2 separate regions of the Homo sapiens genome follow, and region 2 is linked to region 1. Evidence: read pairs that join two places in POLR2A ChIA-PET (ENCODE). Cell type or tissue: GM12878. All regions are shown on one strand. Each heading gives the region's core, and the rest is flanking DNA. Links, peaks and the distances in the headings are about the cores only. Region 1 holds the start of CDKN2C (cyclin dependent kinase inhibitor 2C). Region 2 overlaps RNF11 (ring finger protein 11).

Evidence for each region. Peaks named below come from ENCODE experiments on the same cell type or tissue, not always from the same donor. Only the 100,000 strongest peaks of a DNase experiment are listed, where the experiment ranks them.
Region 2: POLR2A ChIA-PET joins it to region 1 with 5 read pairs; 12 of 35 experiments call an interaction of 5 or more read pairs at or near these places.

The regions. Positions count from the first base shown.
Region 1 is chr1:50,968,667-50,984,885 of GRCh38, forward strand. CDKN2C (cyclin dependent kinase inhibitor 2C) reads left to right here and starts at 1,579. Exons shown (of 2, transcript NM_078626.3): 1 at 1,579-1,831; 2 at 5,227-5,968. The coding sequence starts at 1,703. The coding sequence ends at 5,604. RefSeq lists silencers at 1-97, 648-917, 8,966-9,135, 9,366-9,425, 9,446-9,665, enhancers at 348-417, 7,786-7,835, 8,176-8,465, 8,536-8,645, 8,736-8,815 and a cis regulatory region at 10,097-10,606. In GM12878, for the core only: no CTCF peak of the experiment used is centred there; no DNase peak of the experiment used is centred there; H3K4me3 peaks cover 3,414 bases; H3K27ac peaks cover 3,371 bases; H3K27me3 peaks cover 311 bases.
Region 2 is chr1:51,237,564-51,253,782 of GRCh38, forward strand. The region is part of intron 1 of RNF11 (ring finger protein 11); the gene reads left to right. It also overlaps the pseudogene RPS2P8. Among named protein-coding and RNA genes, the nearest start is that of RNF11, 9.4 kb to the left of the region's middle. In GM12878, for the core only: no CTCF peak of the experiment used is centred there; no DNase peak of the experiment used is centred there; H3K27ac peaks cover 662 bases.

The DNA.
Region 1 (16,219 bases), core at 5,833-10,832:
CGGCCTTCCCGCTCCCGCGGCGCTGCAACTCTGCCGAGCCTCCTTAAAACTCTGCCGTTAAAATGGGGGCGGGTTTTTCAACTCAAAAAGCGCTCAATTTTTTTCTTTTCAAAAAAAGCTGATGAGGTCGGAAAAAAGGGAGAAGAAACCGGCACCCTCTCTGAGAGGCAACAGAAGCAGCAATTGTTTCAGCGAAAAAAGCAGCAAGGGAGGGAGTGAAGGAAAAAAGCAAAAAAGGGGGCGACACGCAAGTGCCTGTAGGGGTGAAAGGAGCAGGGACCGGCGATCTAGGGGGGGATCAGCTACAAAAGAAACTGTCACTGGGAGCGGTGCGGCCAAGGAGGAAGCAGTGCTGCCAGGCTCTGCTCCAGGGCACAGCTGGCTGGCGGCTGCCCTGTCCGCAGCAAAGGGGCACAGGCCGGGGACCGCGAGAGGTGGCAAAGTGGCACCGGGCGCCGAGGCTGCTGAGCGCTCGCCGAGACGGCGACCGGACTGGCTGCCCCGGAACTGCGGCGACTCTCCCTACTCAGAACTTGGCCTACGTTTCCCAGGACTCTCCCCATCTCCAGAGGCCCCCACAAAACCGGGAAAGGAAGGAAAGGACAGCGGCGGCAGCAGCTCAATGAGTGCCTACAGCAGAAAGCCTGAACGAGCTCGGTCGTAGGCGGGAAGTTCCCGGGGGGGCTGCCCAGTGCAGCCGCAATGCTGCCGCGAGCTGCCCCAGCAGTCCGGGCTCCGTAGACGCTTTCCGCATCACTCTCCTTCCTCGGGCTGCCGGGAGTCCCGGGACCTGGCGGGGCCGGCATGACGGGCTTCTCGGGGGCCCGCCGCACGCCCGGCAGCCTCCGGAGACGCGCGCCGAGCCCGGCTCCCACGGCCTCTGAGGCTCGGCGGGGCTGCGGCTGCCTGGCGGGCGGGCTCCGGAGCTTTCCTGAGCGGCATTAGCCCACGGCTTGGCCCGGACGCGACCAAAGGCTCTTCTGGAGAAGCCCAGAGCACTGGGCAATCGTTACGACCTGTAACTTGAGGGCCACCGAACTGCTACTCCCGTTCGCCTTTGGCGATCATCTTTTAACCCTCCGGAGCACGTCAGCATCCAGCCACCGCGGCGCTCTCCCAGCAGCGGAGGACCCAGGACTATCCCTTCGGCGAGACGGATGGAAACCGAGCCCCCTGGAGGACCTGCCCCTGCAGTTCTGCCTCACACGGCTCAAGTCACCACCGTGAACAAGGGTGGGTGAATGCCTTTTCTTCCCCCTGAATGTCTTTCCTTCCGCGGTATTTTCTGCCCCGATCTATAGTCCCTTGAGTCTCCACACACACTCCTCACAGAGATCTGTAGCGTAGGTACGTGACAGCTCTGCCTACATCTGACGTCCGGAGTCATTAACCAGGAATGTATGTGTGTCTGTGTGTCTCTCTGTGGAGTCGTCAGAATTCTTCATAGGGGTTAAGCTAAAAAAGCGAGGCGAGGAGCCCCTCTCCAATGGCTCAGTTTTGCTGAATAATCACGTGTGAATCGAGGGGCGGGCTTTTGGCAGGCAGATCTTACTAGTATTTACTACCAAGCTCTACTCCAGATTAACCATCCCAGTCCTTCTGTCAGTCTCCGATGCCATCATGCAGCCTGGTTAGGAGCAAAGGAAAGGGGAAAAAGAAAAACGACTAATTCATCTTTTCCTGATCGTCAGGACCCTAAAGAATGGCCGAGCCTTGGGGGAACGAGTTGGCGTCCGCAGCTGCCAGGGGGGACCTAGAGCAACTTACTAGTTTGTTGCAAAATAATGTAAACGTCAATGCACAAAATGGATTTGGAAGGACTGCGCTGCAGGTTGGTATTAAGAGAGGTGGGGAAAACAAGTCAATAATGTTGCCTACGTGACCCGGGTTTCTAGATTTACAGCTTTTAAGCTTTCAGGGACATAAAATTTCACTGTTTTTAAACCTAGTTGGTTGCCATATTTTATATCTTTAAGTGGATGCAACTTCTCAAAATGACGTACTTTGAACAAACTCCTCAAATCCAATAACATCCTTGATATCAAGTGGGGTCCAGATTTGGTCTTAGTTTTTGGAATGTTTTTGTGACGGTGGGGATTTTAAAGTAGTCAGTGTAGGGCCGAGGTTTGTTTGTTTTGTTTTGTTTTTAAAGACAGCTCTGTAAACACATTATTATGATTATTATTTGAAGTAAATACACTGCTATTAGTGGTTTTACGTACTTTGCCCCCAATAATAGACTTTAACGTTAATTTTCTTGACTACTGATGAGGGTGTTTTTCCTTCAAATGCTTCAAGTTTTGACAAACGACCTTTCCTCGTTTGGAATGGGTGGCCTGGGCACCGGGACAGGATGTACATTTTACAGTTAATGTAATACCATCCACTCATTCAGGAGTCGGGAGGAATAAAAAGTTGAATTTTCTAATCAGAGCTCAGCTGCAGTGTCTTTGTCTCTACGGTCATGCCGTGGTGTGCTCTAATTTTCAGTAATTAGATTTACAGGCAACAATTGACACATGTCCAGCTGCCAAGTATTGTACCTGATAATTTTTTTCCTCTTCTGAATGTTATCATGTAACTTAGGTGAAAGGCTTAGAAACAGAAAAATGACAAAATAGTTTAAAATAGTTGCTTTATCAGAGTTCTGATGATATTCTTATGAGCTATTCTTATTTGGAAATGCAACACTTGAAGCTGTTTTTGAAAACCCAGTGGGGAGAGGGTTTTTAGAGGGCTTTGTTTCGGTTACAAGAATTAAAAATTTAAGTGCCAAGAGATATACTATTAACAAACAAAGTCCATACAGTCTGTACATTTTCAGTCAGAATACACTGGCCTTGCAAAAATTTCAGTATTAAGGAAGTTTATGCACAGATACTAAATTATTTATCTTGTTATTGCTGCTACATTAAGTAATGATTTTTTTTCCTTTTTCTACCTAGTAGTTTTGAACAGGTTTAGTGATGATAGCAAAGTAACAAATTTAATATATTGAAAAGTTTCCTTTTGAAAACTCAAAAGATTATATAAACTTCACAAAGAATGAACTACTTAACCCATGTTCATGATAAGATTTTACAGGATTTTTGACGAACAGGAAGACTGGGAAATTAATAATATTCTTTTAAAAAGTTTTGACAAACATTTTTAATACAACTTTGCAATCTTGTTTATATTAAACATACTTATCAAGATACTAACACCCACTTATTGTGGCTTAGTCCTTGTACATATAACGAAACACACACACAGAAACTGGAGTTTCAAGGCTTATTTTCAATATGTATAATCCTGACTCTGAAGTTGTGTCATAAGTCAAGAAATAACTTTCTTCAAAACCGTTTCCAATATTGCTATTATTTTCTGTGAAAAAAGGTGAATTTTCTTCTACAATTATGTTTATTTAACTCAATTTCAAAAGCCTTTTCCACCTTCCTAGTGTACATTTTTCTATCAGGTTAATATCAAAGGCCTTAATCGTATGTTTGCTTTACGAAGATCCAAGGTATCTGTCTCTTATTTTTCTCATTCCAGGTCCTTAAATATGACTAAATCTTTAGGGACAGTTGTGGTCGTATCAATTTTTAATAACCAAAAAGTATGTTTCATTGAAGTTCTTGAAATATAAATTATGTATCACTGTTTACCACTGCTCCAAAGGAAGAGCTAAAAATCAACAGTTTTATCAACAGGGGAGCTTAATATCTTGTCCATCTATGTAGTTTGCATTTACAAAATATTACTCATTTTAAATATATTTTGTTATTTAATGTGTGATTAGATTTTTTTAAACAAACATTTAAAAAAGATAGAACGACTTTGTATTTTCCATTAGCATTTAATTTCATAAACATTGAGTGTCTATTATACAAGATATTTATTATAAATTTAGATTATTATGGATATACCTAGATATAAATAAACCAGTGTAAATTCTGAAAATGTGTGGCATGTTAATGAAAGTAATATTTTTTCACAACTAAATTATATGTATTTTATATTTGCATGCTGTTCTACAAGATACTTTATAAGAGACCACTGTTAGAGTGAAATATATTCAAACAATAGTAGATAATCTTTGTTATGTGAATTATTTGTATGTTGATAGCAAGTGTTAATACCACATTCTGACTTTTAAAATGTTGGCAGTTTACAAATAGCTGTTCCTTAAATGCTTGATAATAACTGAAAAAGGAACTAACACAGGATCACCAGTTGATTATTAAATGAGCTCAAACCACAAGACAAGGCTGTCCGTGTCCCAAAACACCCATTAAATATCTTATTTTTTCTTCTTTTGCTCATTTGAAAATCAGGAGGCTTGTCAGAACTTTGAGAAACAGTATATAATGTAATAGGGTGACTATTTCATTATTTTCAAGAACAGTTGTCCTACAATAATTTCCTACTGTGATACAAGGCATATCAGGAACTTAGTTTTATATAAATTGATATCATAAGCAATTTAGAACACTGTGGCTTATTTAACACCTTAATAATCAGTACTGTTTTGTAACTTAAAATGAAGGATTCTAAACATTGAATACACCTAGTAGCCAATATTAAATAACTTGCAAATAAAAAATATTTTTAAGAAATGCTTGGAAATTTGGAGCTATATCTATTTGGAGGGAACTTGTAAAAATTGATCATTTAAGAAAATATCAGGCCTGGATTTTTAAAACATCATTTTTACACTCACTCATGGAGTTGGTTTAGAGAAACTCAACATCCTTATTTGTTTGCAGTAGCTATTTAGAAAATAAAGTTTAACCACATATGATTTTCTAGAATTAATACCACAGGCACATTTTATGAGCATGAACAATCAAACAGAAGGAGACTCTTATTTAAATCCCAAATTCCATTTCTGTTATTTTAATAAATTCGTGAAATTACACAACTCTTCATGGAACATAGAGAACAGAATTGTTAGCAAATGCTATACATGTTGCACAAATTCTATCTTATTGATCAATTTATCCTACTTTTGGGCCCATTTAAGACGTTCCATCATAGAAGCTCAATTTTTAGAAGTTGTCTTCTACTTTCACCTACTAGCACTTTTCTGCATTTGACCCCTTCAAGCCCCATCCTATGGGTCTTCCGCAAGAACTCCATCAAAAATAAATAGTTACATAAATGGAAGGACAGGCAGATATTTTAAAATATCTCTGTAGCATATGCACTTGAAGGATTCTACCATTTCTACTTCTTTTCCAGGTTATGAAACTTGGAAATCCCGAGATTGCCAGGAGACTGCTACTTAGAGGTGCTAATCCCGATTTGAAAGACCGAACTGGTTTCGCTGTCATTCATGATGCGGCCAGAGCAGGTTTCCTGGACACTTTACAGACTTTGCTGGAGTTTCAAGCTGATGTTAACATCGAGGATAATGAAGGGAACCTGCCCTTGCACTTGGCTGCCAAAGAAGGCCACCTCCGGGTGGTGGAGTTCCTGGTGAAGCACACGGCCAGCAATGTGGGGCATCGGAACCATAAGGGGGACACCGCCTGTGATTTGGCCAGGCTCTATGGGAGGAATGAGGTTGTTAGCCTGATGCAGGCAAACGGGGCTGGGGGAGCCACAAATCTTCAATAAACGTGGGGAGGGCTCCCCCACGTTGCCTCTACTTTATCAATTAACTGAGTAGCTCTCCTGACTTTTAATGTCATTTGTTAAAATACAGTTCTGTCATATGTTAAGCAGCTAAATTTTCTGAAACTGCATAAGTGAAAATCTTACAACAGGCTTATGAATATATTTAAGCAACATCTTTTTAACCTGCAAAATCTGTTCTAACATGTAATTGCAGATAACTTTGACTTTCTTCTGAATATTTTATCTTTCCTTGGCTTTTCCCTTGCTTCCCCTTTTGCCAATCTCAACACCCAAGTTGAAGACTTTGTTTTTAAAATGGTTTGTCCTGATGCTTTTGTCTAATTAAAACACTTTCAAAACAGGACAACATTTTTCTGTGATTTTCCCTCCTTTAGAACCCATACACAACTTATCACTTGCTAAGGAGAACTGTACTAAAAGTTATTGAATGTCTTAAGTCTTTACACTAGAAAAGGTAGACCAACTGGAAAACTAGACATACTCTCTTGATGATTCAGTTGTTTTCATCCTTTACCCATGTCCCGTCCACCTTGGTGCCTAGTATTTCTGCTTTAAAACAAAATAAGGACAACTTTTTTTTTTTTTGAAGATTAAGCCTGAAATTTCAGTGTGAATTTCCCTTAATGTCCAATCTTCCCTTTTTCTCGACATTAAGTCAAATAGTTGAAGGACAGAGTTCAGAAGTAGCAATCTGAAAACATATTTTAGCTCTAAAGTTTTAAAAGAAAATGCCACCTTAAAAATGCTTACCACTAATGGATTTTTAATCACAAAATGAAGCAAATGGTTAAATAATACACTTCCCAAAATTATATCATAAATACACTAAGTGTAATGTGGACTTTTTCTCCCTGAGTGTAAGAAATGTAAAATTACAAAATGTTTAAGCATTAAAGTGCAAATATCAATCTTTAGGCAATGAAAAACAGCGAGACAAATGTATAAATTACATATAAAGGTCATAACTATTTCAGAATTTGCAGAATAATAAATGTAGAAAGTTTTAAAATAATAAATGAGCAACTCCCACAAATGGTACTTAATTTCCACAAAACTTTTTAGTAAAAGAGTATACAATCTTTTTAGGAGCACATTTACCTAAAAAAAATTTTTTAATTTTTAAATTTTTTTTAAGGAAGTAGAAATATTAAATTTCCAAGACAATTTTCTAGCATCTACTACTTGGTCATTTTAATTTACACTTTTCAACAACAGATTTCAATACAGTTATCATTTGCAAATTCATACATACTTTATTCATCATCTACCACATGATCAAAGATGTTTTATGTGAACGTTCCCTCCTACTTCATAAGCTCTCTGCCCTCACTCCAAAAAGAATAAAATGCCTCAAGGTTTATTGAAGGACATGGTTCTGATGCCTGACCTAACAAGGATTGGAATGGCTGGGTGGCAGGCAAGTGGTTTTCAATAATTTATTTTCCATGATAGTATAAAAGAATATAGAAAGAAAAGATTAATCCTTTTAATTTTGCAGTAAAATTTACATTCCCTAAGTGCAAAAAGACCTCATCCTCTGACACCTTTAACCACAAATTACTAAATAAATTTATTTTTGATGGCAACAAAATTGAAACACTTATTTAAGAAAAACAGAGATTGAGGTGGTTTTGAAGTAAAAGTGTCATATTTTGGATTCTAAAATGGAGTCAATATACAAAATATACTACTTTGATAAGCCGAATATTTTTTAACAGAACACTAACTGAAAGTAATTTTTTTAAAAAACCCTCTTACAAGTTACAACTGTAAAGATGGACGGTCATGATTTTAAAATCCAGTTTAATGGACTTCACAGCATCCAACATGTCTCGGCATTTACTTTATTTAATAGAATAAAATTTCCCTTTAGAGATTTCAAATATAAAAGCATAGGACATTCATAAAGCAAAAGAGGAGTTACTTCTGCAGTTGCTTTGTTCTCGGGTGGTCGGAGCACAATAGAGGGAGAGGACGCTCTATCTTTTCATCAGTCTAAAAGTTGTTAGGCATTAAAACATCGCCATATTACTCTAGCTCTGTGCGGGAAGTAGCTTTGCTAATCTAAGTATTTTAGAAATGAGTTATGTGGTCCCCTCTAGGAAATATGAAAAGCCATTATTCAATCTCAAAAACCTCAACAATATTCTGTAAGCCTCTTGAACATGCCGAAATGTATAGGATGGATGAAACGGTGCTGCTGGGGACCTATTTTTCAGCGACCTGAGGTGGGGAGGGAGGGGTCTGAACTTATTCAGATGCAGAGAGTGGGGATGCAAGTGCTAATTAATGGAGTGTCCAGAGCTCCAGGAGACGACGCTGTTGTAAGGATGGAGGATACAAAGCAGAGGATGCGCTCTCAAATTCAGTTCTTCACCGCTGCGTCCACATTCACGTCGGGAAACTTGGTCTCAGCCTTTGCCCAGGAAGCTGAAGCCAGGCTTACACCTGGGGGTGGAGGGCACTAACATGACCTCGGTTCAAGTTCTGGTCCCCGAACTGCTAAACAAAGTGTCTTTTATCACATTTTGGTAGTGAATTAAGTTTTCTGATAAACATTATGCATCTTGCAACGGTGTGATGAGTTCATGTACACACACACCACAATGGGCGACTGATCAATAAGTAGGTTAAGTATTCTGTCCCGAGAAAGCAATATGATGTATTTCCCTTATCGTATTGATCAAAAGAACGTTGTGGATGGAGTCCGTGGCCCAGGACTGGTTTCGAAATCTCAGTTCCCAAAAAGGTGCTTTCGGCTTTTGCCGGGGGTAGAAGTAAATAGTCCATAGGCGCCGGGCAGTCACAGTGCTGGAGCAAGAAAAGGTCGTGCTCACAGCCTTCCTGGCTGCCCTAAGCAACCTTCATCAAAAGGCTACGGGGGAAAGTCCCTGTCTCGGTCTCTGGAGACTGTTCTGCTTTTATATGGCAGTCCCATGAAAACAGCTCCACGCAGGAACCTAGTGAGAGGCAGGAAACAAATTTCCCACCTGAGACCCCGGGTAAAGCTCTGCCCATAGCCAACCCAAGCCTTCCACGGAGGGGCTGCGAAGACATCTTTTCTGTCCCTCTGAAACTCCTTCTCCAGACTCCAGCTCCAACTCCCGGGGCCCTAGTGATAGGAAGCTGGAGCCCAGAGCTCCCTCAGGGCGCGCAGAAAAGCCAGGGGTGGGGGTGGGGGAGCTTCAAAACCGTTAGCTCGCGTTTTTTCCCCCTCCCTCGCTAAGGTTTCTTTTCTTTTCTCTTCCTGTCCAAATATTTCAAATTTCCGCGCCTTAAATAACAGTCTCCTTTTATTTAGTTAGTTTCCTCGGCAGGTTTGGCAGCCCGCTTGTCTCTGCCCCCCTACGGGCCCGGGGCGCCTCGGGCGCCTCGGTGCTGCCTGCAGCCCCCGCGCGCTGCCCCCAGCCCAGCTTGCGCTGTACGGAGCGCGCCCGCCGGAGTCACAGCCCCCTCCTGCCGCGACCTCGCCTGACCCGGCTGTCCGGGCACCCGGAGGCAACTAAGGCCGCCCCCTGCCCAGATGCCGGCCTGCCTCTCAGCTTGACTTCCCTCCCCGGACTTTGGAGTGTCTTCTGCGTTAGGATTTGGATCCCAGTGGCCCTGGAGCGGCAGAAGGGCCGCGGCGATAGGAAAGCAGCGAAGGAGGCCAGTGGCCGGAGTCTGCCCCAGCCCCCACCCGCGGGTAACCTTGGAGGCGCCCTCGGAGTGAGTGTGTGCGCGGCCGCGCGGCCGGCCGGGGCGAGCAGGAGCACCGCGCCGCGGGCAGGAGGCGGGAGCGGGGGGGCGGGGAGGGGGAGCGGGCGCCGGCGCCTCCCGGCCGCCGGCGCAGCGCCCCGGGAGCTGCGGGTTCCCCGGGCGGCCAGGCGACCCCGGTCCTGGCCCTCAGGCAGCGGTCCCCGAGGAGGCGGCAGCCATCCCACTGGACGGTTCTGGCGACCTGTGCCTGAGGACCGGGGCCGGAGGGCGGCCAGGGAGCAAGGGCCAGCGGGCCGGTGAGTGCCTAGCTCTTCGCGGAGGTGAGCTGGCGGCGGGACGCAGCGGGGAGGCTGAGCAAACGGCGCCCGACCTCGATGCCAGCACTCCCTTCCCCTCCCCCCATGACAGCTGAGGACAGCCGGGCTCTGAGCCTCGCGTCCAGTTGCGAGGAGGCAAATGCCTCTCTGGCTTCTTAGCCCCTCAGACTATTCGGGAAGTTGACCTATGGTTTTGTCGGTCCCCCCCCCAACCCCACAAATTACTAGACGCCCAGGACTGACAATGCACGTTCAATTCCGAAAGACCCTCCTCCCGAAACACCGTGAACTGCAGGGCTCGGGTGCGCAAAACACCTAGAAAGGGGTCTTTTTTCAACCCGAAATAGTTTTGAAAATCGAGTACTGTAGGGATCATCAGCGACGCCTCAAAACAATTAAAAAAAAATCCCCAGATCTGGACACAGACTTGCTAAATTAAGGTTCCAGTGAAATGTTTTGTCATTTGCTCTAGAAACATTGTGCGAGCTTCAGGTGTTAGGATGTGGGTTTGGAATTTTCTGTGGTGTCTTTAATCCTCAAAGACATTAAATAACAGCGTGGTTACACCCCCCGGCAAGCGAGCAAAGGTTATCCTTGCCACCACAGCACCTGCAGAAGCACAGTGGAACTCACATATTTTGCTTCCTGAGTTCTAAAATGGCTTCTGAACAGTCCAGAGGTACCAGCACATAGGAGCAGGGGGACCGGAGACCGGGAGAGAGATTGTACATTTAAAAAAACTACGCAGATACTATTACACTTCAATTGTTCCACCTCACCTTTCTCCCCCAGCCCTCATCCTCATCGGACAAGGAAGAATTTTAGTGTAGGCCTGTTCAATAATTCTAAATACAGCCTTTTTCTTTTCTCTCATGTCTCCCCCCACCACCAAATAAAAACAAAAACAAAAAACAACCAGCCAAAAACATCAGCTCTTTGGGGGAGGAAGTAAAAAACCACCAATCCTTATCCAACTACACGTCATTTCTTTTGAGCACTAAGAAGAAATGCTACATACAACCAATGCTATGAAAGAAATAATTTATCAGGACTTCATACGCATTTAATTTGGTATAATTAAAGTGATATTGTCTTTTAACATGAAAATAATGGGACAGTTTCTGAAACTGATGCATGAAAAACTCAAAAATCTTCCTGGACATTTTTGGAGACAGAAGCTTCTGCTCTTTTAATTTTCTAAGTAACTAAGAGTAGTTACTTAGAAAAAGCTGATACTTTATCTTGACCATATAAAGCAGTATCATGCGAATTTTATTTTCATTATGTGTCTTAGATTTTCAGATTAGTTGTATGAATAGTGAAAGATCACATAAAAAGGAAACTGCCAACATCTTTTAATGTTGAATTTTTAATTTAGAAATGCAACTAAATTATTTATCACAACTCTATTAAAATACAGTCCACTCCCTGTTCCTTCTCAGTGGACAGTCTGCACAACTGGCTGGTAAAGAAGTTTGTCCTGAGCTTAAAATTTATGCTTTGGAAACATTATTTTCTAAAATAAAAAAAAAACTTACTGATTTTTAGGAATAATTATTCTATAATTTGGCTACTCCGTACACAACTAATGTAACAGTATATCCTGTCTTACATTTTGGAACTTTTTTGGCAATTCTTGTTCCATAGTTTTCTCCTTCTGATAATTTTATTAAAAAGTAACTGTCCTCAGTGATATATCAGCATTCTGATACCGATTCTGCTAATTCAGGCACTTCACACCAAACCTATACAGGCCATTTAAAAATGAACATGTATTCTTATTTTTGTCAAACTTTGGAACAGCTGTGAATAAATACTAACAATTGAAAGGCCTAGAATAATTAATTTGCAAATCAGCAATAATGTTATAGTGTGGTGATGATTCAAGATGAAATAAAAACTCATATATTAGAAGAATAAATAGGATGAAATTGTTAAATTAATCAGCACTTGATGATTAACAGGATAATATTCCTTGTTTCAGTATTCACATAGACAATACTGTATACTGTGGTGTGCTTTTTAACTATGAAAGATAACATTTAATAATCGTGAGATATAAAAGTAATTGATCACTCCAGAGTATCTTTTTCAAAACATAATTAAAAACAATGGTTTACAAAATATTTCACTATATTATCACCTATAGTTTTGGCTGTCCACCCCACTTTTTAAAAAAATTTCTCTGTATATTTTTTTGTCTCCACATTTTAGGTGATGAACAAAAGTAGCATGTAGATAGAGGTTTTCAATACTTCTTTACTCCTGATTCTTCAGCCACCTATTTGCCTGTTCACAAACATTACTTCAACTTTTAAAGTCATGTTTAATGATGCTAAAAGTAGTTATTATCCCCATTAATTCAAATTTATCATAGGCCTATGAGTGAAAAAGCATTCAGCCTATATTGTATTTAAAATAAAGTTAAGTGAAAAAAAGTGTACATTAGATTACATCAATTGTGTATTTATGTTTGGCATATAAATTAGTTGAAATGTTTTATAATATTTAACATTTCAATACATGCTAACATTTTCAGCATAGAATTAAGATCTAGAAAATCTTAATTTGTGATCTTCAGAAAATAACATTTTAATTTGTCATATTGATAAGACTAATCATTTTAAGAAAATGTTAATTTGTTAATACTTTACAGAAAAATATGAGGAAAAGACTGTGGTATGAAATCCAAAGCAATTTTTTAAAAATAAATTACTCCTACTGGTAAATTACATATTTTAATTGTATTGTTGTTATTTTATAGTTACATTTTGCACTTTGTATGTGGACCAAAGCTTGCTATGTTTATCCATAAGTATATAGTTGGTACTAACCAGTTAATCAAAATAATGTTGTTGGTCCTGTCCTATATGAGTATCCTTATGTATATGTGGATATGCTGAGATATTTCTTACTAAAGTTCAGTACTGAGCAAATGGATGTGGAACAAATACTATCAATTCACTTCACATTACTATTTTAAGATGACAAATTATGATCTACTAAAGAAATATAAACTGATTTTTTTTAGATATAGGTTAAATCATTTTAATTAATGATCCTGGGAAAGATAGAAATTAAAATCTTAGAACTGAAAACACCAATGCAGCTCCTCATTCTACCTAAGTTAATGTTTCAAAAGCTTGTCATGAGGCAAATATATTAAAAAGTCACTTATCCGCAATTTAGAAATTTCAAACATTAGAAAAGAAAGTATGACAGTGACAAGAGGAACAATGAATATTTTAAAGTTTTAGATAGCAATGCCTATAGGTTAATTTAATATTAATTACATGGTGGACAACTTGCTAAAGAATCCAAAAGCAAGGACAAAAAAAGACCAGTAAAAGACATTTGCCCAAGAATCCAAAAGCAGGGCAAACAAGACCAAAAAAATTTCCTTCATTATATCACAATGGTAAATATAAACAAATTAACTTTCTTGGTATGAAACATTTTCCAGTTTTGTGGGAAGTTTTTTTATCATTTTCATTTGGATAATGCTTTTGAAACACATAGTAGAAAAACACACTACTTGATATATATCATGTATAAATTACATACATAATTTACATGTTTTACTAACATACAGCAGACACATATTCCATCTAAAAATAGCAAGCACAACATCATTCTGAAAGGGTGAGTGGATACAGTTGGACATCTGGACTAGACTGAGGGACTATTCAATGTGAAGCCGGAGTAGGGCCACATAGGAGAGAGCACTGAACTGACTGAAGGCTGGTTAATTTGCCCAAGACTGATCAAAATGACTCTGAGCTAGTATAAATTGCCTGCAGTTGTTTAAATATACCATGCCCCTAATGGAAAAGCAAATAACTGTATAAAGACAGTTAACAGAAAGAATATATATATGTCTTTTTAGTCCAGAGGGACATCACAGATGTCATAGAGAAAATATTAATTTGGCAATATAATAGAGAATTGTACATAACAACATCAGCTGAAGATCAGTGATTGCTTTCATTTTCTTTTAAAAAGGCTTATTTATCATATTTTAAAGGTTCAAAATGCACAGTTCTTCAACTATATGACTACTATCTATAAACAATGCATATTAACTTATTAATATTCTAATTTTTAAAATTTCCTCAAGAAATATTCCAGAACACTTGTTGGTTCATCAAACCTTATTGAAAGATCTTGCACCATGCCCTAAGATCAGCAAGTAGAGGTTTTGGCTTACCAACATAAAAGAATTTTAAAGATTAGTGCCTTCTAAGGAAAATATTCTGTTTTGAATTACCAGGATGGAGATCTGGGAATTTTTAGTAGCACTTTTTTGTTTTCCACAAACAAAGATATTATCTTTAAAATCAATGTACAATTAATTTATCATTTCTACAGTAAAGTCATGTTTTATATCATTGTTTTGAGTTTAAATACATAGAATTTAAACAATAGAACAGTCTATGGCCATTGTGAGGTTTCTCTACTCAGCAACAGAACATGCTGAAGAGAAAGCGGATTGAAATATCCGACATAAAATTCAAGCTATGGAACAACGATACTAAATTACCTGATAGAAAAATCACCTCACACAAAAATCATCTACTAATTTGGGGAAAAGGAGTGGTGAAAAAAGCATTTAAATATCTTTCCATTAGATTAAAAGATTACTGTCTCCTATCCAATATTGTAGGAGGAAATAAAATCCTAGATATTTAGGAAAAGGATCTGAACATGCTAAAAACAAGTGGTCTGCATTTACAAGTGTGATGGTGATTGATCTGAGAGGATGATCTGAAGATGTTTTAATGTAGTTGTGAATATGTTCGCATAGAAGAATGCTAAAAACTATTGAATTATATTGAATTTTGTCATAATTTATAGGCTATTAAATCATATTTATACAAAAAAGATACTTTGATAAATGTCTTTTCTTGGTACTTCTTAATTTATTCACTTATTCATTCAGTGTATATTTCAGTGAGAGAAAAGAAACACATAAGCAAGTTAATAAATCAATATTTATTTTGCATCTGTATGACCTAGTTTAATATTTAAGACTCCTTCATGGATTGGGCTTTATTATCCCATTTTACAAATCAGGAACTCAGATTTGATGACGCTAAGTAACTTGTCCACAGTCACAAGCTAGTAATTTATAGCATAAGGATACAAACTGGTGTCTTTTTCTACTGCACTATGGCCAGATGGAAAGATCTTTCAGGAAAATTACCACAAATCCATCAACTCAACAATCACATATTAAGGACCCATCATTATGGTCACTTAATAGGTTTACAGTCTTGGGACTAATTATATCTGAGGCTTTCCACATCTGTGAAATGGGGGTAATAATACCTAATTTGCCATGTTATTGTAAATAATAAATGAAATGTGTGCAAAGTTCCTGGTACTCAGTAAGCCTTTAATAAATGACAGCTATTACAGGAATACACAGTAATAGAAAATCCATGCTTGACCTCAAGGAACTTAAAAACGATTTGGGTAAATGAAGTTTACATATGGCATACTAAAGCAACTGGAAAGTAAGCAGGGTATAAGCAAGTGCATAGTAGTGTGTGGTGCACATTGCACCCAAAAGCACCCTTATCATGGAAAATCTTATAGAAGGCTAATGATATGGATTTGAATGTCCTACAGTGGGAACCTTTCCTTACTGAGAAGAAAAATGTTTGTTTTTCTAGCATGTAACCTCTGAGGGTGTTTATGTCTAACAAATATATCAGGTGAACAATGGAAAGTGACTGCATGGACAGAAAATATAAAAATCATACATAAGCAGGTCTTTTGAAAGATACCTTTCATTATTTTGGAATAAGTAAATATTATGATACTCTGATACAAATAGGAATAGAAAAACAGCAAGGAGTTTCATAATCATTACAAAATGGGATCCATAATAAGTAGTATAGAATAGTGAATGGCTTTAGGGCAAAATAAACTTGTTTCTAACTCTGGTACTTATTATGTATCACACCTTGGAACAGGCATTTAATCTTTCTGACCTTTACTTTCTGTATTTGAAAAATGGGTATAACAATATTTACAGAGTTGTAATATTTACAAATATTATTTATTAATAAAGTCACTTCAAACTCTAATACAGGAAACTTGAAAGGCCGTAAACCTATAGGTTTCCTGAGACCTAGATTTAATTATATTAATCAGAAAGAAAAGAAAACCCATCCTAGGTGACCATGACCCTGAGTAACACAGACATTTGTGAATTAATAAAAACTTCAAATTAAGACTTAAAATTATCACTCCAAGCAACTTTACATACCTATGCATCTGCTCAATATACAAGTACATTCAGTTTAATAACCAATAGGTAATTTACAAATACCTATTATATGTGAGGTATTGTTCTATATGCTTGTATTCAATGGTAAGTAAGACACCATCTCAACTCTCAAGAAACTAGCAATTTTGTGAGAAACAAAATGCCATGTACAGAATACAATAGAATATTAGGCATAATTGAGATGTAAAATAAATAACAAATTTCACTTGGAAAGTAATAATAAGTACCTGAGAGAAACCAAACCCCATTTTCAGAAAGTTATTATTGAAGAATCAAGTAGACT
Region 2 (16,219 bases), core at 7,305-12,304, 270 kb after region 1:
CTTTAAACCTGGCTTGGGAAATTCCTTCGGTTACTCGTGTTCTCCCTTTGTATCAAAGACTCTCCTAAATACGTTGTACTGCTTTTTGTACAATAATCAGTAGTCCCAGATGTGTTGCAGAATTCGAGTGAAGACCTCTTAAACTCAAAATAGGTATGTGGATGTTATAATCCACAATAGATGTGTGAAAACCTTTCCTGTACTTTTTCCATTTTAGATGATATTGAATACACCCTTTTCCAGAGGGCTTCAATAGTAGTAGTGCTTAATTTCTTCCTGAAGAGTTTAGTTTTCTGACTGGGTAGGCTCCTTTGTTGTTTCATGTGATGACATCATTATCTAGTGTTTTCTTTTCTCATTCCTGTGTAAACCAATGTCTCATCACACCAGAAAAACCTGATCATATATATGCTCGTTTTCTGAATAAAATTCTTCTGGGGGCATTTCATATATACCAGTAAGGTCCAGTCTTGATTGTGGTATTACAGAAGCCTCCATGACTTCTCCCTCTTACGTTCTATATTCCAGGCCTACCAAATACACCAGGCTGTTCACAGCTTTGTTTTGCTCCAGTTCCTCTCTGCTTGGAGCCCTTCGCCCGGGTCAGCCAGGTGGACATCTAATCCTCTTTGAGAACTCAGCTTTCATGTCTGAAGTCCCAGCATTCCCTTCCTTCCCAGCCCGAATCCCTTGTGTCCCCACTGAAACCTCTACACTTCCATAAGCAATATCTATAACACTTTAGTGTTGTATCTTTGTTAGATGTGTGTCTCATCCTTGTAATCGCCTCCTTCAGTGCAAGCTGCGTGAAGGTAGAGAATCTGTGTTTCCGGTTTGCTGTTGTATCCCTCGCATCTGCCTCAGTAGGGACTCAGTAACTGGGAGATAAATTACGAGTAAAAGCCCTTGAGAACAGGGACTCTCCCCTCGCTCAGTTTCTGGCACATAAGCACCTAAATGCTGAATTAATTAATGAAGTTGAATTTAGTATTTTCTGTATTTACACAAATATTTTTTCCAAAGTAAGTTGTCACAGGGTAGTCTCTTAAAAATCAAAGCTGAATCTGGGTGTCTTTACAAGTACCTTTGAGTGAAGCAAGCAAGCTATGTTTATCCTTCACTGTCTTTCCCTCCTATGTTTACTATACAACAAAAGTGCTTATTTAACTTTTTTTTTTTAATGAGATGGAGTCTCGCTCTGTCACCCCGGCTGGAGTGCAGTGGCACAATCTCACTGCTTACTGCAACCTCCACCTCCCGGGTTCTAGCGATTCTCCTGCCTCAGCCTCCTGAGTAGCTGGGATTACAGGCGCGTGCCACCACACCTAGCTAATTTTTGTATTTTTAGTAAAGACGGGGTTTCACCATGTTGGTCAGGCTGGTCTTGAACTCCTGACCTCAAGCAGTCCACCCACCTCAGTCTCCCAAAGTGCTAGGATTACAGGCATGAGCCACCGCATCTGGCATGAAGTTTTTATTTTAAAATCTCTTATGCTCCCTACCCTCACCCCCTTCTATTTTTAAAAAAATAGAGACAGGGACTCCTATGTTGCCTAGGCTGGTCTTGAACTCCTGGCCTCAAGCAAATTCTCCTGCCTCCTATCCCCTTTCTTAATTGAATATCTTTGACTTGTTCTCTTTCTCCTATCCTTATGATAATTGTACTATTAAAGGTACTAGAATTTATGGAAACTGTGTTTGCCTTTTCCAGAAGAACTAGGTGATGATGAGGGATGAGGGGTTTTTGGTGTCATGAAGGAACTTTTTTTGGAAATGTTATATTTTTGACAGTGGGAGTTTTTTATGGTTGCAGTTTCCTGAAGTGAATGACGCAGACTAATATACAAATTCAGTATCAATCAGAAGAAAATTACTTTAAAACATGGGAGCATAAAAAGAAACTTTTGGAGAAAAAGTATTGTCCCCCACCCCCAAAGAAATAAGATCTGTCTTAGGAATGGTTATTTTAGATGATCTGAGAAACAGCAATCCAAGGTTATTTATTCATTTATTTGAGTTGAGAATCTCCCTCTGTCATCCAGGTTAGACTGGATTGCTCACTTGGCAGCCTCAAACTCCTGGCTTCAGGTGATCCTCCTCCCTCAGCCTCCCAAAGACTGGGATTACAGGCGTTAGCTACCTCACACAGCAGATTTATAGTATTCTCAGTTGATAAAAGTAACTTTTTCAACAAATTATATGTAATTAACAGTGAATAGCTGATTGTAAAGGAACATGTTCTCTTGAGGTGAGTAGTTAAAAGATGTCATTGTTTGCTGCTTTATATGTACAATGTACATATAATGACAAGAGCCAGTTACAGTTATTTCCTATTAACATCTGACAAATTTGTTTTTATTTATTTTTGCCTTAAAGTAAATCCCTGCACCATTATGATCCAAGTTTGTAGGAAGTGTATATTTCTTTCCATGGTTTCTTTTGTAGCCTCCTAACAGTTATCCCTGCTTTCACCCTTGTCCTCGCTAAGGCCTGTCCTCAATACAACAGCCACAGTTATTTTGGTAAAACTGAGCATGACAGTCTCCCCAACCCTCTGTGTGGATCCTTGTTTCATTCAAAGTAAAAATCAGATTCCTTATAGTGTCGCATAAACCCTACATAATCTGTACCCCTTGTTTCCACGCATGTCCCTTGACACCTACAGCTAACCCCTTTGTTGGCTTCCCTCCAGCTTCCCTGTCCTCATTGCTATTCTAGGACCTTTGTCCTCCTTATTCTGGAATACTCTTCCCCAGATTTCATGGCTGACTGACTCCCTTACCTCCTTCAAGTCTTTTCTCACTGCCCCCTTAAACCTTCTCTGACCACCCTGTTTGAAAGTGCAACCTGCCCTAATAACCTGGAAGTCCCTCTCACCCTGTTGTTTTCCCCCCCAATACCATTTATTACATTCCAACATGTGTTAGAAAGTTGCGTTGTCTATTACCTGTCTTCTCCCACTAGGTAGAAAGGAGGAAAGGGGATTTTTTTTTTTAATTGGTGTTTCCTAAGTACTTATAACAGTGCCTGGCACATGTTAGGCATTCAGTAATTTGGTTGAACGAATGAATAGATTTCTTTTAAATGAACTAATGTATTTGAGGCAGGTATAGTTGCACTGCTTACAAGAACTCTGCATATTCCTAGTGCCATTTTTGCTTCTATATTGTAGATCAGGTTTTTTTTTGTTTGTTTTTTTGTTTTGTGACTGGGCCTCCCTGTGTTACCCAGGCTGGTCTCTCTCTGTATATATATGTTTGGGTTTTTTTGTTTTCTCTTTTTTGAGACCAAGTCTCACCTTGTTGCCCAGCTAGAGTGCAGTGGTGTCATCTTGGCTCTGCCTCTTGGGTTCAAGCGATTCTCCTGCCTCAGCCTCTGGAGTAGTTGGTACTACAGGCATGCGCCACCAAGGCCAACTGATTTTTGTACTTTTGGTAGAGATGGAGTTTTGCCATGTTGACCAGGCTGGTCTCAAACTCCTGACTTCAGGTGATCTGCCCACCTTGGCCTTCCAGAGTGCTGGGATTACAGGCGTAAGCCCCTGAGCCTGCCCTTTATATTTTTTAAATTTAAAAAATAGAGACAGGGTCTCATTATGTTGCTAGTCTCAAACTCCTGGGCTCAAGGGATACTCCTGCCTCAGCCTCTTGAGTAGCTAGGGTTACAGGTGCACTTCTACTCTGCCTGGCTCAGGTTTTAAAAAAAATTTATTTCCTTTAGAGATGAGGTCTTGCTGTGTTGCCCAGGCTGGAGGGCAGTAGCTATTCACAGGTGCAATTATAGTGCATTGCAGCCTCCACTTCCTGGTCTCAAAGGATCTTGTGGCTTCAGCCTCCTGAGTAGCTGGGACTACAGGGTTACACCACCGTGTCTAGCTGTTGTAGATCAGTTTTAAGGAATCCTAAAAAGTCAAATTCCAGTAATATTAAATACAGCAATTGGTTTACACTAAGTGTTAAGTGATTTAGGGGTTTTTACCGTGTATATATATCACCGCAAGATATTTATGTAATGGGAAAGTACTTGGGGGAGAAAAAGAAAGTACTTGAATCCCTATTCTTGAAGTATTGGATGCAAAGAGATTTAGGGTGTTTGTCAAATTAGAAAGTAGAAACAAATTTGTCGCACCCTCTACCCAACTCCCTTATTCCTAAATGTTTAAAAATAATACAGAGGAAATCTGCCCAGCGAAGGCAATCTTGGAAGGACAGTGAGTGGGAGGATAAGCCAGGAAAGGCTGAAGAAGGGAGGTCCATGAGAGGGGGAGGCCAGGTAGGCAGCCCAGCCCTGAAAGGCATATGTAAAACAGCTTGAGGTACCCCTGTGTCACTGTCAAGAGCTTTGTTATGTGCTAAATTGAGGGAGGCACTTTGTTAAAAGAGTGTAATATTCATTGAACAACAAACCATGTTACATTTTCTAATCTGAATATATAAAAATAAGGATAGGTGTCTCTCAATTTTGCAGTAGTTATATAGTTTGAGATTCGCCAGTCTTCTTCCCCGACCTATACTTTTTGATTGATACATTTGAAATTTTAAAATCCTGAGAAAATAAGTTTGTATAGCATTGAATGCAAGTATAGCTCTGCTTTTAGAGTCAGATTGTCCTGTGTTCAAATTCTGGCTCTGCCGCTTACATGTAAAATATGAAAAAGGAAAGAATTTATCAGATTGTTTTGGGGAGCTTTTTTGACAAATAAGAAAATGTAACATTTTGGATATTTCAAATTGTGTCTGCATAAAGCTTTCTTCAAGATACCTTTTTTTTTTTTTTTTTTTGGCTGGGCACAGTGGCTCACACCTGTCATCCCAGCACTTAGGTGGCAGAGGCAGGAGGATCACTTGACCCCAGGAATTCGAGACCAGCCTGGGCAACAAAGTGAGACCCCCATCTCTATTAAAATACCAAACAAAAACAAAAAACAAACAAAACCAAAAACCCTCTTTTGTTGTTAAAAGGATTGGTTTATCCTGTAGAATGCACTAAAAATAACCCCCTTCCTTATAAAAAATCTAGAATGTACTGCTTATTTTTAAGCATGCAATGCTATAATGTTTTGTGGGGGATGGGCTTGTTTTTTTTAGAGATGGAGTCTCACTTTGCCCAGGCTAGTTTCGAACTCCTGGGCTCAAGTGATCCTCCCACCATGTCTCCCAGTGTTGGGATTACGGATGTGAGTCACTGTGCCCTGCCTGTAATGGTATATTAATGCCTCATTTTCCTGATAACTTACGAAGTTAAATTTAGATAATTAAAGGGTTGTGTTTTTTTATTAGCATTTTGTTTAACATTTGGGTGGAAAATATCTCCAAATTTATTTCACGTATCTAGGCCTTATTATACAATTATTCAGCTTTTAACAATTTACCTTTTTGAAGTTTTATCCCTCCCCTTCTTTATGCTCAAGAAGTTCAGCCTTCTTATTGAGGGGCAGATCAACTAACTCCACCTTTGTTAATAAAGCCTTCACTGACCATTTTTTTCCTGTCTCTGCTGATTTGTCATGTACAGTTTTTTTGTGTTTGTAACATTTATCTGGAAATCATATATTGCCTTATTAGCTTTTGTTGCTTTAACAGTTGTTTCTCCACATCAGTTTCCTCAAGAATGAGAATGATACATTAAACTTGTAAGATATCTTAGTGGAGTAGAATGTTACCTTCCATATTGTAGACACCCAGTGAATATTTGATGATAGACTAAATTAGAACTGTGACTTCTTACCTTGTAAGGTCACCATCATAATTGTCCTCATCAGTTCTTACAGCAACATAATTGATGTCTCCTCCTCATTCATTTTATACCATGTTGCCAGATAAATTTCATCCCGGATCAGATCACTTGCCTCATAATCCTTAATGATTGTTATTATTATTATTATTATTTTTTGAAACAGAGTCTTCACTCTGTTGCCCAGGCTGGAGTGCAGTGGTGCCACCTCAGCTCACTGCAGCCTCCGCCTCCCGGGTCCGAGCAATTCTCCTGCCTCAGCCTCCCGAGTAGCTGGGATTACAGGCATGCGCCACCACACCCAGCTAATTTTTGTATTTTTAATAGAAATGGGGTTTCACCATATTGCTCAGGCTGGTGTGCAACTCCTAACCTCAGGTAATCCACTCACCTTGGCCTCCGTAAGAGCTGGGATTACAGGCGTGAGCCACCACGCCCGGCCCTTAATGATTCTTTATTAGGACTAACCACTGAAGATATCTGACTTAGCATTCAAAGTCATGATTTGGCTCTACATATACTTTTTCAGCTCTTCATAGCCTTGTGCTTTCTTTTATACAACCTGTATACTCCAGTCATACTGAGCAGTTTGCTGTATTCCATGTATGTCTTCTGCTTTCCTGTCTTTGCCCATTCTGTATCCATTGCCCAGAATGTTCTTCCTTAATCCTTCCCAGTCTCATTTCTAATATCCAGGGCCCAGTTCAAATGCCAAGAATCCACGAATTCTGATTTCTCCTACATACACTTTTCTTAATCTGAACTCCTTTATTCATGCACCATTCTTAAGACACTTTACCCTTTTAATTTTAATTATTTGTGACAGTGTCACATCTGCTCTTTTAGAATTCAAGTCTGGTTCATTTTCACATTGCTAGAACTACAATTTTCACAAAGCACGCACTTATACTTTAGTGAATGTAATGATCAGCATTTTGCTGTAAGAGTGTGCAATTGTATGGTTGTTAGTGTCTATTAAGCATTCCCAGAATCCTGTGCTTTAGTGTTTGGCCTATCACTTCTAATTTATAAAGTACGTTGAGCTTTGGGAAAGTTAATTTCATTATATATTTTTTGAATTTGTTTTTTTTTTTGTTTGTTTGTTTGAGACGAAGTCTCGCTGTGTCACCCAGGCTGGAGTGCAGTGGCGCGATCTCAGCTCACTGCAAGCTCCGCCTCCCGGGTTCACGCCATTCTCCTGCCTCAGCCTGTCCCGAGTAGCTGGGACTACAGGTGCCCGCCACCACACCTGGCTAATTTTTTGTATTTTTAGTAGGGACGGGGTTTCACCGTGGTCTTGATCTCCTGACCTTGTGATCCTCCTGCCTCGGCCTCCCAAAGTGCTGGGATTACAAGCGTGAGCCACCGCGCCCAGCCTGAATTTGGTTTTGTGTTCCATGAAGTTCAGCTTGCCTAGGTGACTTTTATAAATAAGTAACCAGTTATTTGTTATTTGTGTGACCCCATTGTTGCAGGATTTTTCTTTGTTTCTGCCTGACCTCTCATTCTGAATGTGCTTTAATAAAGGCTGATTTTTTGGCATTAAGATTGTATGCATCACTAAGAGTAAGATAGTCTGTTCAGAGTTTAATTCTAGAGCTAATTATAGGGTAACTTGAGAAGATGGAGATGGGATGGTGAGTTACTTGGTACATAAGATCTGAGCACTTGATTTTCTTAAAATATTTTTTAGGTAATAGTAGAAACCTTTGTTGCAGAATTTTGATCTTTAAAAGTTTTAATAGAAATACTTATGTAGATTGGGATTCTTTTTCTTTCTTTGAGACATAATCTTACTCTGTTGCCTAGGCTGAATGTAGTGGCATGGTCACGGCTCACTGAAGCCTCAACCTCACGGGCCCAAGCCATCCTCCCACCTCAGCCTCCTGAGTAGCTGGGACTATAGGCGTGCACCACTTTGCCTGGCTAATTTTTATTTTTTGTAGAGACGGGTCAAGCAGTCCTCCCATCTCAGTCTCCTGAATAGCTGGGACCACAGGTGCATACCACCACACCCAGCTATTTTTTGTATTTTTAGTAGAGACGGGGTCTCACTATATTGCCCAGGCTGGTCTCAAACTCCTGAACTCAAGCAGTCCACCCACCTCGGCCTCCCAAAGTGCTGAGATTACAAGTGTGAGCCACCATGCCCACCCAACAGCCTTTTTTTTTGGAGATGGAGTCTTACTCCATCGCCCAGGCTGGAGTGCAGTGGTGCAGTCTCAGCCCACTGCAACTTCTGCCACCTGGGTTCAAGCGATTCTCATGCCTCAGCCTCCTGAGTAGCTGGGATTAGAGGCAAGCACCACCACACCTGGCTAATTTTTTGTATTTTTAGTAGAGATGGGGTTTCACCATGTTGGCCAGACTGGTCTTAACTCCTGACCTCGTGATCCACCCACCTAGGCCTACCAAAGTGCTGAGATTACAGGCGTGAGCTACTGGGCTGGACACCAACAGCCTATTTTTAATAACCCATATGAGTACAGGACAGAAATACATCCCTAACTCTGTACCTGAAGTAAGGAAGGTAATACATAAAAGACATATTTGCAAACGACTTGAGGCAAGAAAAGAAATACAACACATCTCTAATTCTGATTGTATCTGCAATCAACCTCTTATCACTTCCCTCTTCATGTGCAGAATTTACCTTGGCTGAGACACAGTCAAGAAAGAAGACAGGTGGCCAGGCACAGTGGCTCACACCTGTAATCTCAGTACTTTGGGAGGCTGAGGTGGGCGGGTCACCTGAGGTTAGGAGTTTGAGACCAGCCTGACCAACATAGAGAAACCCCGTCTCTACTAAAAATGCAAAAATAGCCGGGTGTGGTGGCACATGCCTGTAATCCCAGCTACTTGGGAGGCTGAGGCAGGAGAATCTCTTGAACCCAGGAGGTGGAGGTTGTGTTGAGGCTAGGTTGCGCTGTTGCACTCTAGCCTGGGCAACAAGAGTGAAACTCCATCTCAACAACAACAACAAAAAAGAAGACGACAGGCTGTGTGCAGTGGCTCATACCTGTACACCAGCACTTTGGAAGGCCAAGTGGGAAGGATTGCTTGAGCCCAGGAGTTCGAAACCAGCCTGGGCAAAATAGCGAGATCTCGTCTCTACAAAAAAATAAAAAATTAGTCAGGTGTGTTGGCACATGCCTGTAGTCCCAGCTATAGGCTGAGGCAGAAGGAATGCTTGAGCTCAGGAGTTGGAAGGTATAATGAGCTGTGATGGCACCATTGCACTCCAGCCTGGGCAACAGAGTGAATGGGGGCATGGGGAAGGCCAGGTGTGGTGGCTCACACCTGTAATCTCAGCGCTTTGGTAGGCTGAGGCGGGAGGATTGCTTGCATCCAGGAGTTTGAGACCAGTCTAGGCAACACAGTGAGACTCCCATTTCTACAAGAAAATATTTAGGCTGTAAGTGGAGAGTTATTGTTTAGTGGGTAGAGTTTTCTGTTTTATAAGATGAAAAGTTATGGAGATGGATAGTTTAATGGCTACATAACTTTATGTAATACCACTGAACTATACACTGAAAAATTGGAGCTGGGCTTGTGCCTGTGGTCCCAGTTAATCAGGAAGCTGAGGCAGGAGGGTTACCTGAGCCCAGGAGTTCGAGGCTGCAGTGAGTTATAATTGAGCCACTGCATTCCAGCCTAGGCAGCAGAGTGAGACCTTATCTCTTAAAAAAAAAAAAAAAAAGGAAAAAATAATAGGCTGTAAACAGTTGATTCCTTACCAGTAACTTTTAATATTGAATTAACAAATATTTATGGTATTTTTAACATGCTCAGAGTTCAGGCTTTTTTCAGCTGTGATCTAAATGAAAGTGAGAGTGAGGTGGTGAGAGAAGTCAGTGGAAATGTGAGTGAAAGATTGAGGAAGAGCTGGCTTAGATAGCCACAGTGTGTAGTTATTTTTTTTTTTAGAGACGGGGTTTCACCTTGTTGCCTAGGCTGGAGTGCAGTGGCTATTCACAGGTATGATCATAGCACACTACAGCCGCAAACTCTTGAGCTCAAGCCAACCTCCTGGTTCAGCCTCCCAAGTAGCTGGGACCACAGGCTCATGCCACCACATCCAGTCAAAGTGTCTGGGTTTTTTGGTTTTCAATTAGGTTCCTCAGGTTAAATGGAAGTATGTGGTTTTTTGTTTTTTTGTTTTTTTTTTTTGTAAAGACAGTGTCTCATTATGTTGGCCAGGCTGGTCTTGAACTCCTGGCCCCAAGCCATCCTCCTGCCTCACCCTCCTAAAGTGAAGTGCTGGAATAACAGGCATGAGCTGCTAGGCCTGGCCAAAGTTGAAAAGTAAAGTGATAAGGGAGAAGTAAATGTATTTTATCCTCTTGGAGAATTTGCTTGACCTATTGATTTTTATATTCAAATTGGCCTTTTGAACTCTTAGATGAGTTCCTTATTTTGACAATGAATGCGTGTGTCCCTATCTTTTAATTAAATTGCCAGCCTAGAGTGTACTCCCAGGGGCCAAATGAGTAATTATCTTGTTACTTAATCTAGAAAGCATACTGTAAGGTAACTAAAGGATCTGAAAGTGTGGGAATGAAGAAAGCAACCCTCCAAATATATTTGCTTCTAAAACTCTTAAAATTTTCTGAACACTCATAAAGTTGAATGGCTTTAAGAAGAGTGAGACTTTATAATTGACCCAGTTAGTTAAAGTTACATGTAATTTTGTATAACAGTTTAAACCTTATTTTTGTGGAAGAAAAAGAAGCAGTTTACCATAATTGAGTAGCGAGGCCTTAAGGGTAAGAAATACCATGCTTGATACCTAGTTTCTTCTTTTTTTTTTTTTTTTTTTTTTGAGATGGAGCTTCGCTCTTGTTGCTCAGGTTGGAGTGCAGTGTCACGAGAAAATACATTTACAGTGCTATACTGTATTTTCTTTTTCTTTTTTTTTTTTTTGGCTTTGAGATGGAGTCTTGCTCTGTCACCCTGGCTGGAGTGCAGTGGCACGATCTTGGCTCATTGCAACCTCTGCCTCCTGGGTTGAAGCGATTCTCCTGCCTCAGCCTCCCGGGTAGCTGGGATTATAGGCGGCGCCACCATGCCTGGCTAATTTTGTATTTTTAGTAGAGGCAGGGTTTCTCCATGTCAGGCTGGTGTCGAACTCCCGACCTCAGGTGATCCGCTCGCCTCGGCCTCACAAAGTGCTGGGATTACTGGCGTCAGCCACGGCGCCCGGCCTCTAGTTTCTTCTATCAGTTAGCAAGTATGTTTTAAGCTCAACGGGGAAAGGAGAAATGATGAGTCTCTTACCCCTAGGAGCCTACAGTTAAGGGATAAGACATGAAGCAATTATGAGGTCAGCATGAAATAGTACATAATCAATTATTAAATGGTTTTGTATATAGTTTTGAAGTTGTGTGATCAGTTTGTGATAGGGCAGTGAATCACAAATGTACTTTTTAGCTTCTGTATCCTTTGGATAATCTTACTTGGAACTTGAGTATAAAAAATGAATAAAAACAACAGAGCTGCCCTGATTAAATTGAGTGGTGGAGCTTGGAGTCAAAAAGATAGCCTTCTGTATTCACAGGTTCCACATCCTCTGATCCATCCAATCACAGAAAATATTTGGGAAAGAAAACAATAAAAAATAATACAAGAGCTAATACAAATTAAAAAAATATATAGTGTAACTATTACATAACATTGTATTAGGTATTATAAGTAATCTAGCGATGATTTAAAGTATATGGGAGGGTGTACAGGTTATGTGCAAATATGCCATTTTATATAAGGGACTTGGGCATCTGAGGATTTTGGTGTTCAAGGATTTTGGAGTCAGTCGGGTCGGACTAATTGTTAGATGGTGGACATGAATTTAGAGGTCATTGAGTTGTGTAATTTTGTACAGTAAAAGTATGTGTGTGTAAATTTTAATTAAAATGTATTATACAGAAACTAGTGTATCTTTAACAGAATATCTTGAGTTTCTTTTGATTGACTGATTGATTGGTCGATTGATTGAGATAGGGCTCTCGCTGTGTTACCCAGGATAGCATTGGGCTCAAGTGATCTTCCTGCCTCAGCCTCCCAAAGCTCTGGGATTACAGGTGTGAGCCACTGCACCCAGCAGGTTTCTTAATTACGTAGGCTAGTGCACTTGCAAAATATAGCCACAACTATAATATAGTCTGTTTCCAAGCCCCCAAAAGGCTCCCTCCTGCCCCCTCCAACAGTTAGTACCTTTTTTCCAAAGGTAACTGTTGGTCCTTATGACCTCCTATCACCCATATTTGTTTTGTGTGGTCATGAATTTCAAACTGAATAACATTCTAGCATTCTTTGTGAAATTTGTGTTCTTACGTAATGGCAGTAGTTCACATTCTTTTTCATTGCTATGCAGTATTCAAAATTGTGTAAATATACCACATTTTACTTATTCATTCCATTATGTGTATTTGGGTAGTATCAATTTTTGGCTGTATAAATAAAGATGCTGTGAACATTATACCTGAGCACCTATTTTGAGTATATATCCAGGGATAGAGTTACTGGATAATGGAGCCACATGTATATTTAGTTTTTCCTGCAGCATTTTACTACAGAAATTTTCAAAAATAAACAAGAGTTGACAGAATTGTTTGAATACCCATATTCATTCCTACCACCTAGATTCTGCAGTAAACGTTTTGCTGTATTTGCTTTCACACATACCTATTCGTCGTTCTTCTGTCAATCTATCCTGTTGATGTGTTTCAAAAATAAGTTGCCAAATAGTTTTCCAAGTGGTTGCACTAATTTTCTGCTTGTACTGACAATATGAGAGTTTCATTTGTGCCACGTCTTCACCAGTATCTGGTATTGTCAATCTTTATTTTTGAAACTTTTTTTAGCTTTGAAGTATAATTGATATAATTATATATACTTATGATGTACACCATGGTGTTTTAATATATGTATACATCATGAAATGATTACCACAGACAAGCTAATTTACAGATCCTTCACCTCACAGTTATGATTTGCTATTGTGAGAATATTTAAGATGTATTTTCATAGCAGTTTTCAAGTATACACAATACATTATGCTAAGCTGTAGTCACTATGTTATACAACAGATCTCTGGAATTGTAGATCTGTTTTATTTTAGACATTTTAATAGGTGTGTAGAAGTATAGAAATGCAGTTGACCTTTGAACAACATAGAGTTGAATAGCGTGGGTCCACTTACAGTGCTAATTTGTTTACACAAGTATGTTGGAATTTTTGTTTGAGATTTGTGACAATTTTTTTTTTTTACGCTTAATTCGCTTTATTTTCCTTGTCTAAAAACCCTATGTTGTAGCCACAGCTGGAGCCTGGGTCCGCTGCACGGAGACTCTGGCGTGGGCCTTGATGAGGTGGTCAGTGAATTCCTGATCGGGAGACTTGGTAAATACAGTCTCCTTCCAGAGGTCGGGGGTCAGGTAGCTGTAGGTCTTAGAAATGGCATCAAAGGTGGCCTTGGCGAAGTTGCCCAGGGTGGCAGTGCAGCCCCAGGCTGAGGTGCAGCAGTCATCGATACCAGCCATCATGAGCAGCTTCTTGGGCACAGGTGCGGAGACAATGCCAGTGCCCCTGGGTACAGGGATGAGGTGCACCAGTGCAGAGCCGCAGCGGCCTGTCACCTTGCAAGGGACGGTGTGGGGCTTGCCAATCTTGTTCCCCCAGTAGCCTCTGCGCACGGGGACAATGGAGAGCTTGGCCAGGATGATGGCCCCATGGATGGCGGTGGCCACCTCCTTGGAGCACTTAACACCCAGACCGACGTGGCCATTGTAGTCCCCGATAGCAACAAACGCCTTGAACCTGGTGCGCTGGCCAGCACGGGTCTGCGTCTGCACTGGCATAATCTTCAAAACCTCATCCTTGAGAGAGGCCCCCAGGAAAAAGTCAATGATCTCTGATTCCTTAATGGGCAGGGAGAAGAGATAGATCTCCTCCAGGGACTTGATCTTCATGTCCTTCACCAAGCAGCCCAGCTTGGTGACGGGCATCCACTCCTTATCCTCGGCCTTGCCTCCGCGAGCTCCGCGGCCTCGGCCCCGGCCCCGTCTACGGCTGCGACCCCGGCCCCGGATGCCACTGCCGAAACCTCCGCGGAAGCCACCGCAGTTCCCCATCCCAGGGCCTCCGGGCCCCCCCCCGCTGCACTGGTGTCATCCACCATTTGGTGTTTTCTCGGAGAAGAAAGGATTTGTGACAATTTGAATAAACTTAGGTGATTCTCATTTTTTGAAATATCAAAAAATTAAGGTATGTCATGATGGATGCATAAAATATGTAAATACTAGTCCATTTTATCATTTACTACCGTAAAGCATTCACATCTATTATAAAAAATTAAAATTTGGGCTGGGCATGGTGGCTAATACCTGTCATCCCACACCTTTGGGAGGCCGAGGCAGGAGGATCACTTGAACTCAGGATTTTGAGACAGCCTGGGCAGGAGAGCAAGACCTCATCTTTACAAAAAATCAAAAGAATTAGCTGGAGCCGGGCGAGGTGGCTCACGCCTGTAATCTCAGCACTTTGGGAGGCCAAGGTGGGTGGATCACTTGAGGTCAGGAGTTTGCGACGAGCCTGGCCAACATGGTGAAACCCTGTTTCTACTAAAAATATAAAAATTAGCTGGGTGTGGTAGTGCATGCCTGTAATCTCAGCTACTCAGGAGGCTGAGGCAAGAGAATTGCTTGAATCCGGGAGACAGGTCGCAGTGAGCCAAGATCATGCCACTGCACTCCAGCCAGGGTGACAGAGCAAGACTCCATCTCAAAGCAAAAAAAAAAAAAAAAAAAAAGAAACAGAAAAAGAAAATACAGTATAACACTGTAAATGTATTTTCTCTTCCTTATGATTTTCCTAATATTCTTTTCTCTGGCTTATTTCGTAAGAATGCAATATGTTATACATGTAACATACAAAATATGGGTTAATCAAGTTTGTGTTATCCATAAGGTTTCTTTGGTCAACAGTAGCTTATTAGTAGTTAAGTTTTTGGGAAGTCAAAGTTTAGGCCATGCATGGGGCATATACCCGTAATCCTAGGTATATGTCTTGGGAAGCCAAGACAGAAGCCAAGACAGCAGATCATTTGAGCTCAGGAATTCGAGACCAGCCTGGGCAACACAGCAAAACTCTGTTTCTATAAAAAATACAAAAATTAGCTGGATGTGGTGGCGGGCACCTATAGTCCCAGCTACCTGAGAGGCTGAAGCAGGAAAATTGCTTGAGCCTGGGAGGCGGAGGTTGCAGTATGCCAAGATTGCGTCATTGCACTCCAGCCTGGGTAACGGGAGTGAAACCCTGTCTCAAAAAAAAGAAAAATTATATGAAGGTTTGCGACTGCACTGGGGGTTGAGACCCCTAACCCCCATGTTCAAGGGTCAACTGTATTTCATTGTGGTTTTAATTTGCATTTTCCCAGTGAGTAGTAGAGTTAACCTTTTCAAGTGCTTTTTGGCCTTTCGGGTATTGTCTTTTGTGAAGTCTTTTGTCCAGTTTGTGTGTGTGTGTGTGTGTGTGTGTGTGTGTTTGGGGGGGACAGAGAGTCTTGCTCTGTTGCCCAGGCTGGAGTGCAGTGGCGCGATCTTGGCTCACTGCAACCTCCACCTCCCAGGTTCAAGCGATTCTCCTGCCTCAGCCTCCCAAGTAGCTGGGATTATAGGCGCCCACCACGCGCGGCTAATTTTTTTGTAGTTTTAGTAGAGATGGGGTTTCACCATGTCAGCCAGGCTTGTCTCAAAACTCCTGACCTCGTGATCCGCCCGCCTCTGCCTCCCAACGTGCTGGGTTTACAGATGCGATCCACCACGCCCGACGTTGTCCAGTTTTTAATTGGGTTGTCTGTCTGTTAAAAACTTGATTTGTAGGAGTTTAAAGTATATTTTACTAATAAAAAAGAATGGTAATTGTTCTCTGCATAATATTTAGAAAATAAGGCCGGGCACAGGGGTTCAAGCCTGTGATTTCAGTGCTTTGGGATGCCAAGGTGAGAGGATCCCTTAAGGGAAGGAGGTTGAGACCAGCCTGGGCAGAATACTGACACCCCATCTCTACAAATAATATAAAAAAGTTAGGTGTGGTGGCATGCACCTGTAGTCCCAGCTACTTGGAAGATTGAGGCAGGAGGATCACTTGAGCCCAGGAGCTCGAGGTAACAGTGAGATATGATCACACCACTACACTCCAGCCTGGGCAACCTCAAGATCCTGTCTCTTAAAAAAAAAAAAAAAAAGGAGGTGGGGGAAACGAAATAAAGAATAGAAGGAAAGTAGAGATTGTGTTAGATCCTAGAATGTGAAGATAAGTAAAATGATCTCCATGTTCTCTGTACCCGCGTTCTAGAGAGGGATGTAGGTAAATGGATATAAAATACACTGCCATAAATTTTATGAAGAAGAATGTTTAGGGTGCTATAATTTGCTCAACACTTCATTATTTTTGCTTTCTTGATATTTTAAATAATACTATGAATGTT